2 separate regions of the Homo sapiens genome follow, and region 1 is linked to region 2. Evidence: chromatin loops called from intact Hi-C (ENCODE). Cell type or tissue: Caco-2. All regions are shown on one strand. Links, peaks and the distances in the headings refer to the core of each region. The heading gives the core; the rest is flanking DNA.

Region 1 (5,385 bases), core at 320-5,319, 52 kb before region 2:
ATTTGGGTTAGACAAGGCTTCTTAGGGGAAATGAGAACTAGACAGGAGGTGATGATGATCATGACCCACATTTGTAGTGGGAGTGGTGCTTGAGTGAAGCAGAAGGATTTCAGATGTTGTAGGTGCTAGATTTTATGGGGGAGAAATCTGTTAAGACGGTCAGCAAAACCTCTGGGATTGCGGGGAGTGAAGAGCTTTCAAGGAGGACACCCAGGTTTCTTCCTTGAGCAGTTAGTTGGTGATGCCAGATTCAGTAAGGGGATCAGTTTTGGAGTTGTGTGGTGAGAGAGATAAAGGAGTTAAGTGTTCAGTAAGGTGAGTTCGAGGAGCCAATAGGTACATCTAAGTGGAAATTATATTATATGAATCATTAAGAAGAAACAGTAGATAAACATTACAAGTCCTCATTATTCTTCAAATAGATATCTATTATATTGACCTATTGTTGAAGCTCTAGAGTACATCAGAAAATTAGTTATTTAATGTACTTTTTTATCGGAGTTTCTGTATAAATACTAAAAAACCCACAAAATATAACAATAAATATTAATTACTTTCCATAGCCTAGTTCACAACCTTTTTTATATGCTAAAGAATTTCATTGCTACATAGAGCTGAGGCAGTGCACTGAGAATGAGACCATTTACGGTTTTGAGGGATTAGCTAACCATCTGTTGGCAACAAGACCTAAAAGAGTTTGCAGAGGGTAGGGGAGCTCTTTAATAAATGTTTCAGTTAGTAATAGGCAAGCTTCAGGTTCTCTCTGCATACCAGTGTTTCCCAGAAAACTAAGCATTGGAATCAGATAGCAGAATGGAACCATTTTTCCTTTGGTGTATAACTTGTGATAACTACTGTTTTGTCTTATTATCTAAAATGCGTAATAATAAAACTTAATAAAGCAGAGCTCGTGAGCTTCCTTTTTATGTCAGTTTCCCATTTTTAAAGATGTATACTCTATTATCAAATAAAGCTTTGAGATTTATAATTCACATATTCTAATGTTGCTGGAAATTTGACCTAATCAGATAATAACTGGTAGAAATGTATACGTGCTCACAATTGCAGTACAAGGAGCAAAGTGATAAATAAGATGTATATTAAATTCTGTTTAAGTTTCCAGCAATTTTTGTACTCATTGGAAAAAACAAGGCTCAGATATTTGAGTTTACCTCATGAGAGCAGTTGTTTACATGTGCTTACAATATTAATGTTTTAGAGGTGTGTTCACATAGCTTACAGTAACTGTTGAGGGAACTGATAACCAATTTAACACTTGGTTTTGACAGTCTCATCAAGTCCCACCATTGGCTGATACTATATATATTTTTAAAAACATTAATATTCACAAGTATGCTAATACTTTATTTCATACCATTAAAGTACAAATGCTTCATTATCTTTCTTTTAGCCAGACTTTGGAGTTCAAATAAAATAACTATGAGTTCAATTTTTAAAGGAAAGGAGGAATTACAAAATGTATTTTTTTCTGATGAATCAGCTAAAACTTTTTTTTAAACTAGCTCCTGAGTGGCTCTCCGCTTACTCCATTTGAAAAGCTAAGCAGATTTAAACTGGTTAATTCTGGCAGACATAAATTTTCAGGTCCACATTCCTAATTCACCTTCAGCATAAAAGTAGCGCTGTTTAACTTTAATAACATGGCTTGAACTTATAAAAATGTGTGAATATATTCTGTATTTTGAAATGTATTAGATATTTGAAAATGTTTTATATTTTTATAATTTTTATATTTTTAAAAAACAATTGAGGTAGCATACTTATACTCTACTAAGTTGAGAGATATAAAAGTAATATTTCTGTTATTTATGGTATATAATGAACATTTGTGAGTTGAGGAATTACTGGCTGTTGGATCTTGGCAGATTGAATTTACTGCTGTATGGAAAATGATTGAGTATAATGCATTTCTTCTAGAAAATAAAATTATCTTGATAAGGTTTTAGTAACTATAAAATGGAAATGTGAAAAATGTTAGATGCTTTGATTTTCTTTAAAAATAAATCTAAATAGTTTATTGAATTTTTGACTTTTATTTGCATTTTTCTGGTTCTGGTTTTTTTTTTTTCAATAAACATAATTTAAGAACATGATTTACTGTGTTTTAGGGAGGAAAACTTGTTCAGTATTTCTGTTATTGAACCTCATAATATTATAGATATTTTTGCAAGTGTGTACTTCAGAAGGTTTCATGAAGAAAGCACTATAATGTAAAGGCCAAGAATCTGTAAAGGTAAATTGCTGGGTTCAGTAGTATTTTTTTATATCGTGCAGTAACATCTCTAGACTAGGATTAAAATTGAATAATTAAGTTCTTAGAAAGATTTTGCTATCCATAAGAATTTAATATTACTGAATATTGAAGCAGAAATTATTAGGCCACATTGTATATTAATACTAATATTCTTTAGCATTTTTCCTCTAATTCACAGACTATCAGGGACTCTGATTTTACTAAGATTTGTATGTTCTTAAAGTGACTTATAGAAAACAAAATTTCTCAAGTCTTTTGTTTCTCTTTTTTTTCCATAGGGGTACCAAAGTCTGATCTCTTGCACACCAAATCATTAAGGGGCCATAAAGACTGCTTTGAAAAATACCATTTAATTGCAAACCAGGGTTGTCCTCGATCTAAGCTTTCAAAAAGTACTTATGAAGAAGTTAAAACCATTTTGAGTAAGAAGATAAACTGGATTGTGCAGTATGCACAAAATAAGGATCTGGATTCAGATTCTGAATGTTCTAAAAACCCCCAGCATCATCTGTTTAATTTCAGGCATAAGCCAGAAGAAAAATTACTCCCACAGTTTGACTCCCAAGTACCAAAATATTCTGCAAAATGGATAGATGGAAGTGCAGGTGGCATCTCTAACTGTACACAAAGAATTTTGGAGCAGAGGGAAAATACAGACTTTGGACTTTCTATGTTACAAGATTCAGGTGCCACTTTATGTCGTAACAGTGTATTGTGGCCTCATAGTCACAACCAGGCACAGAAAAAAGAAGAGACAATCTCTAGTCCAGAGGCTAATGTCCAGACCCAGCATCCACATTACAGCAGAGAGGAATGTAAGTAAAATGGGGAGAAAAGTAAAAGTTGGGTGGTTTGGGATTTTTGTACATTTGTATAGATGTGTAATGGGTCAAGAATTTTGCTGTGGAATCATAGATTTGGGAAACATTGTATTTAACAGGTTCACCTTAGCAAAAATGAGACATCTTAAAATTTTTCATTCACTGGGATTCTGTCTTCTAAGCATTGAAGTTAAGCAATTTCCATGTTTGTTTTGCCATTTAAAATGATTACACTAAATGGAATCAACAAACTGTGAATTGGAACATCTAGGACTCGTATAGTTTAGAAGTACAGCTTCATCTGTTGGCTAATACACATTGTCATGTTGCTGATCCCTGTAAGACTAATTGACTGGTGGTGGCATTTCAGAAGCAAAAATGTGACATTTTACTAAAGGCCAAAGGTAATGTGTGCACTTATTGTAAAGTTAGAAAGGGTGACTCATTCTCTCTACATCTATTTCTACAAAAATTTACAGAAGCTGAGGTGATTTTAATTGTCTTGAAATCATGTTTTCAGAGCCAGAAGGGACCTCTGCTATCTTGTTATACAACTTCTTGATTCTAAATGTGAATTATTTAAGATTCTACATCTAGACAGACAAATTTATTTTTCAAACTGCAGGTTATAAACTATCTAATGCTTAATCAAAATAAGCTTAATGGGTAGTGACTAACACTTTTTAAAAACTGAAACCGAATAGGAGATACCAGAATTCATTGGACCTACTACTATTTTTTGGTGAAACTTTTATTTCATTGGAGGGTGGTGATGTACTGGGAGTGATAAAAAATATGTTTCTGGCCAGGCACAGTGGCTCACACCTATAATCCCAGCACTTTGGGAGGCCAAGGTGGGAGGATCACTGGAGCCCAGGAGTTCAAGACCAGCCTAGACAACACAGGGAGACCCCATCTCTACAAAAAATAAAAAAATTAGGTGTGGTGGCACACGCCTATGATTCCAGCTCCTAGGGAGGCTGAGGTGGGAGGAATCACTTGAGCCCAGGAGGTTGAGGCAACAGTGAGCCATTGATCGCACCACTGCACTGCCACCTGGGTGACAAAGTGAGACCCTGTCTCAAAAAAGAATAAAAATAAAATTTTCTTACCATGGGTTGTGGTCAGGGTTTGAAAACTTCTACTCCACACTTACGAGCGTTAATGGTTGAATACTGGAGTACTGCTGAATGTTGTGTTGGCAGTTAAGTGCTGATTTTTAAAAATAGGATATTGTGTTGGTGATGTAAGCAGCATGTTTTCCTAGGTTGTTGTGGTAATAGTGAATACATTTTCATGTTTCAGTGAATTCGATGACTCTTGGTGAGGTAGAGCAACTGAATGCAAAGCTCCTACAGCAAATCCAGGGTAAGAATCACTGTCAGTACTTTTTTGTGTGTGACAAATTTTGACATAGAAAATCATCTATGATAGGACACCACTGGCTTTATCTACATTTAAATTTGGAAATGAGATATTCAAACCTGTTAGAGTTTCCAGAGCAAAAAGAATAAGAAAGAAACAACTTTCAACTGCAGAGGAAATACATTTTTCCTTTTTTTTTTTTTTTTGCGACAGAATCTTGCTTCATCACCCTAGCTGCAGTGCAGTGGTGATCCTCCCGAGTAGCTGGGACTTACTGTCATTACACCCAGCTAATTTTCTATTTTTTATAGGGAGGGGGTTTCATCATGTTGCCCAGGCTGATCTCGAGCTCCTGGGCTCAAACAGTCCTCCTGCCTCAGCCTCCCAAAGAGCTGGCATTACAGGTGTGAGCCACTGCGCCCAGCCACATTTTTCTTTTCTAAGTGAAAATGGAAACTACCACCTCTTACTAACATTTTATTGACTACCCACTATTGCACCAGGCACTATGTGGGAGTCCTCCCAAACAGTTCTTTAAGGCATGTGATATTAGTCTTTTTTGTTAAATTATAAACAATTTCAAACATATATAAAAGTAGTGAGACTAGTATAGTGAACCCTTTAAGCCATTTTCACCAGCTTCAACTGTTAGCAAAGGCATAATAATCAGTATCTCTACTTGCATCCATTCCCATTGCACTACCAGTAGCATGGATTATTTTCAAACAAATCCTAGCTAACACACTGTTTTTTGTCCATAAATAGTTTAGGATTTCCTCTAAAAGAGATAACTTTTTAAAAAACAGTCACAGTCTCATTATCACACCATTTAAAGTTAATAATTCCTTAACGTCATCAAGTATAATGCTAACACTAACAAGTAATGTTCAGATTCCGCAGTTGTCTCCTTTTCAATTTATTTCC
Region 2 (5,385 bases), core at 59-5,058:
GTGCCTGGAAAATCTGGTGTTTGCAAATAGGACCTACCTGGCTGGAGCGGGTCATTAAGAAGGAGGTTCTAGATTGCCTGCTAATAGGGCAACTGGAAACCAGAGAGGCAAATTGAACAAATAAGAAGATGCAAGTATCTTCCCCTAGTTTAGGAAGCCACTTGATGTAGCGATGCAAGCTTGAAAACACTGATTTTGGGTTTTTTACATCAGCTCACTCAGCTAGCTGCGCTTCTTCGTTTCTCAGGTATTGAGAAAGGGTCAAACTCCAGTGCCTTCAGGCATAAGGCTAGCAAAACAATTGTCATATAATAAGAAACACTTGTGTTGCAGCTCAGAAAATGATACCCTCAAATATGCCGCTTTAAAACTCAAACTGAGAGCACCTGGAAAGCAGCAAATGCAGGTAAGGGTTTTCTCTGATCTTGCCTTATCTGACTCAGGGAAGTTCCCCCAGAAAAATAGCAACCACGAAAGATTAACTCACAGAAAGAGAATAATAGTCTGATACCTCCTTCAGAGAAACTTGTACCACTGGCTATCATCTATTCTTCTGAGGGCTGCTGCCATAGAGACTTGATCTGCATAATAAGACAGCTTTTACTCGCTGTACAGTTCCTCCTCTTGCCCCCATAGCTTGTTGCCACCACCCTCCAGGGCACCCTAGCTTCAATTCCTTTCTGTGTGGCATAACAACTTTAGTCATCTGGTCTTTCTTTGACTCTTATATTTTGTGAGGCTTCTGTTCAATTGCAAGTAATGAACTGTATGCTTTTCCTTCTGTGAATCTGCCTACTATCAGTTTGTTCCAGGGATCCAAATTATTGAACCTTAAGAGAGTGCAGGGAAAGTTTAAAACTGGAGAGTGTACTTCTCTTCCAAGGGAATCTAAATTTAATGTTTTACAATCTGAGCTGATAAAGACCAAAAAAATTAATTTGTCTGCAGCTTGAATTCAGCCCCTCAACTGTTAACTTCGATACTCTACAACCCCACGGTGGCTACAACTGGTTTTAAATTATTCAAATCTGTTTCTGGGAAGATAAAAACTGCCTTCTCATGGTCACTAAGGAAGAATTTTAAAGGATCTTATAAGGAACAGTAAACACTTTATGAAGCTATAAGTCAGGGCTAAGCTCTAGGTCCTAAAGACCCCGAGATGACTAAGCCAAGTTCCCTCCTCAGTGAGCTCCTGGACACATATTCAACATTGCCAATATCATTTGTTCAGTTTCCTGTCCCCTTGAATCATTAGAAATGCTTCCCTGTAACAGTGTTGGATAAATCCAATTTTACCTTCCTTAAAGCCAGATTTTATGTAATATTTATGAGACATTTTTACTGTAAGAATTAGAAGCCATTGATACTGTTGTCCACTTTCCCATGGTGGGGTTAAACACATGTTACCCCAAAGCTGAAGGAATTTAAGAAAACCACAGAAGTAGAAAGGTCACTCTGATCTTGCCCTACCCTTTTTCCCTGGAACAGGTCGTAACACCCTCCCCATACCCACAGGAAGGAACATCCTTATATCTGAAGACACAGAGACACAAAAAAGAATCTGAACAAATAGACTTTACTAAGTTTTCCTCCATTGATTACATTTAGTTTAAACCATCTTTGTCCTATCATATTTCTCCATGATTGTCTACTCTTGATCAAACCTACTGTAAAAAGCTTCAGGTTTGTTTCTTCGGGTCTTCATTTCCTTATGAAGGCTCCCACGTCATGTAAAACTTTAATTGGTATGGCTTTTCTCTTATTAATGTTAGGGCTCAGAATACAACACCCCCAAATAAGGGCCTCAACAGCAGCCTCAGAAGCAAAAGTTTTTCTCTGCCCTACTATCTCTCAGTCCCATCTTCCCTGGAGACTAGCCATAGAAACTAGAATCCCTCTTCCCCACGGTGGGTCTTAGAAACCAGAACCCCTGGCCAGGCGCGGTGGCTCACGCCTGTAATCCCAGCACTTTGGGAGGCCGAGGCGGGCAGATCACGAGGTCAGGAGATCGAGACCATCCTGGCTAACACGGAGAAACCCCGTCTCTACTAAAAATACAAAATAATTAGCCGGGTATGGTGGTGGGCACCTGTAGCCCCAGCTATTTAGGAGGCTGAGGCAGGAGAATGGCGTGAACCCGGGAGACGGAGCTTGCAGTGAGCCAAGATCACGCCACTGCACTCCAGCCTGCGTGACAGAGCGAGACTCCGTCTCAAAAAAAAAAAAAAAAAAAAGAAACCAGAACCCCTTCTCCCCAGAGTTAGTTACAAAGCCTCAAACGATTATTCTAATTTTCCCTCTGCCTTTCTGTGTAAAAACTGACCACAAAGAAATTATCCGACCTACCTTGTTTGACTACAGGTCATAAGATCCCCGTTCCAGAAAGGATCCTGCCCCATATCCAGAAGAAAGGAATGTGTGCTCGGACAGGCTGAGAAGAATCTAGACAGACGGGGCTGGCTGGGTTTCCCCACTCAGCCTATTTACATTAGATTCTATCCTTTTTGTCGAGTCACATTTCTTTTTTTTTTTTTTTTTTTTTTTGAGACAAACTCACTCTGTCACCCAGGCTGGAGTGCAGTGGCACAATCTCAGCTCACTGCAACCTCCACCTCCCAGGTTCAAGCAATCCTTCTGCCTCAGCCTCCCAAGTAGCTGGGATTATAGGTGCCCACCACCACACCCGGCTAATTTTTGTATTTTTAGTAGGGATTTCACTATTTTGGCTAGCCTGGTCCCGAACTCCTTTTTTTTTTTTTTTTTTTTTTTCTTTGAGACGGAGTCTCACTCTGTCGCACAGGCTGGAATGCAGTGGTGCGATCTCAGCTCACTGCAAGCTCCACCTCCCGGGTTCACACCATTCTCCTGCCTCAGCCTCCCCAGCGGCTGTTACTGCAGGTACACACCGCCACGCCCGGCTAATTTTTTTTTTTTTGTATTTTTAGTAGAGACAGAGTTTCACCGTGTTAGCAAGGATGGTCTTGATCCCCTGACCTCGTGATCCACCCACCTTGGCCTCCCAAAGTGCTGGGATTACAGGCATGAGCCACAGTGCCTGGCCCCGAACTCCTGACCTCAAGTGATCCGCCCGCCTCGGCCTCCCAAATTTCTGGGATTACAGGCGTGAGCCACCACGCCTGGCCATCCAATCACATTTCTACATGGCTATCTAACTGTTAAATCTAAACATAAAAATGGACAATTTCTCCTCTATCTTTGGCTCTTCATTCTGAAGATTCATTTATACCCATTAAGTAAATTTGAAGCGGGGCACAGTGGGTCACACCTGTATTGCCACCACTTTTGGGAGGCCGAAGCAGGAGGATCCCTTGAGCCCAGAAGTTCAAGACTAGCCTGGGCAGCATAGGGACACCCCATATCTAGAAAAAATATAAACAATTAGTCAGGCATGGTCCCTGTGGCCTGAGCTACTTGGGAGGCTGAGGTGAGAGGATCACTGAAGCCCAGGAGGTTGAGGCTGCAGTGAGCCAAGATCATGCCATTGCACTCCAACCTGGACAACAGAGCAAGACACTGTCTTAAAAAATAAATAAATTTTTATTTTATTAATCAGTCTGCCTCACGTCAGAGATTTCGAGCAAAAATTTAGGGGGCCAACGGCCTTGGCTCCTGTAGTTTGGTGTTACAAACGGGATCATCAAACCTGCTCTGCTCTTCTAGAAGCTACAAAGATGAGAACCCAAGAACCTGACAAGCCAGCAAAAAGATAAGAATTTTTCTACCAGTCAGACTCCCAGCCTTTCTCTATGTATAATCTGGTTGGGCAGCCAATGAAAATGACCACTTGTCTCCTCTGCAAAGTTTTCATTAGTGGAAGAAAAACATTTGCATATGACTGGTCTTGGTGTAGTGACTCTGGTATACCTTTTGGTACTTTGTGGTATGATTATTCATATTGTCTGAAATAAATTTAATGACTTTTTTTGTTAGAAACATTGCTGATTCTATTAATGTTTGGTTTTCCAGGGTAAAGAGAACTTTTTTTTCTTTGAAGCTATTTATAACTTACAACAAATTGGGTAAAATATACTTTTGCAAGCAAAATGAAAGCATTTTTCTTTCTCTCTACCAGATTTCTCCAGAATTTGAAATGATTTGTGAGTATTCTTAATTTAAGGCAATATAGTTATTTGCATAAATTCAATAAGAATCTGTTTTCTTTTGTAACAGGACACAATTGGAAACACTGGTTATTTTACCAAGGCTTTGACTGGAGTGGCATATGACCAGACTGCTTTGAGGAACTGAAGTGAATTAATAGAACTGATAAAAAACCCCTTCAAAATACTGGCCTCTTACCTTGCCTAAGCAATTTCTTTACAAAATTTCTGACCTGTGGTAAGTAAAGAATGTCACTTTCTTGACCGGCCCAGGAACCTCAAGTTATTTTGGGAACTCAAGAAGAGAAGAATTTACCCAATTTATACGGGTATCTGCAGGCACAAATAAATTATCAGCTTGGCTGACCTAGAGGGTCTTTTAAAAGTCTAATTTGAGGTTTCATATTTTAAAAGTTTCAGCAAAGCCAATTTAAAGGAGCCTATATGACCAATCACTATTCTTGCTGCACTTTATGCAAATCATCAGGCCAAGTATAATAAGAGTAAAACTTGTTTTACAAATAAATTGGTTGTATTGTGATTCATCCTTAGTAAAAATGGGAAACCAGAGAGAAAGAAATTATGTTTCAGAAAAAAACTATAGTACAGCTATTATTAGATTATAACCTCATCTATTGCTTTTCAGTTTTTATTGTTTATCTACAATTTGGACTCAATCCTGAACTCTCCTGTAGTTACAAGTCTATACCTAATATTTCTCATTTTTCCCCATATGTCTGACTTGGAATCACTGAAATTAAAACTGCTTTTTCCTAAAGCCCCACGAGCTGAAGCTAGACAACTTGATATAAATTTTAAGAGAAATCACTATAGCAACTAAATATCTGAACAGTCTTCATGCTTGTTGATGTATTGACTGCACAGAAAGTTTCCTGGAATATCTGATGTAAACTGCAAACTAGATTGCCACTATCTTCTCTGACTTCATCTGAACATGCTTCAAGCTCAACATCTAAAAATCCTCTCAACTGGCTGACCTCTGGACTAAAAAACTGAGTTTATAGTTTGTTCTAACCATTAACTCTGGTTTTTCTTTGATATGCACAGAAGTTCTTCTTACTAAATATCCAATTGCTCAAATCACATAGAGGACTGACTTTGGGGAAAGCCCATCAACAACAGCACTGCCTGATTCACTGTTAACTATTTAACTGGACTGGCCTATTCTCTGGGCTGAAAAACTGGTTTAACAGCTTATAAGACAATCCAGCAACTCTATTTCTGAACTATGAAACTTCTTGGG

The links. A loop is a pair of places that touch in the nucleus more often than their neighbours do. Peaks named below come from ENCODE experiments on the same cell type or tissue, not always from the same donor. Only the 100,000 strongest peaks of a DNase experiment are listed, where the experiment ranks them.
Region 1: it touches region 2 in a loop (5-fold over the local background); 5 of 110 quality-filtered maps call a loop at or near these places.

The regions. Positions count from the first base shown.
Region 1 is chr21:17,794,287-17,799,671 of GRCh38, reverse strand. It overlaps C21orf91 (chromosome 21 open reading frame 91), which reads left to right. Exons shown (of 5, transcript NM_001100420.2): 3 at 2,554-3,090; 4 at 4,402-4,464. The region is part of intron 2 of LOC124900465 (a long non-coding RNA gene); the gene reads right to left. Among named protein-coding and RNA genes, the nearest start is that of C21orf91-OT1, 4.5 kb to the right of the region's middle. In Caco-2, for the core only: no CTCF peak of the experiment used is centred there; no DNase peak of the experiment used is centred there.
Region 2 is chr21:17,742,330-17,747,714 of GRCh38, reverse strand. LOC124900465 (a long non-coding RNA gene) reads right to left here and starts at 2,420. Exons shown (of 3, transcript XR_007067823.1): 1 at 2,347-2,420. In Caco-2, for the core only: no CTCF peak of the experiment used is centred there; a DNase peak (open chromatin) is centred at 2,434.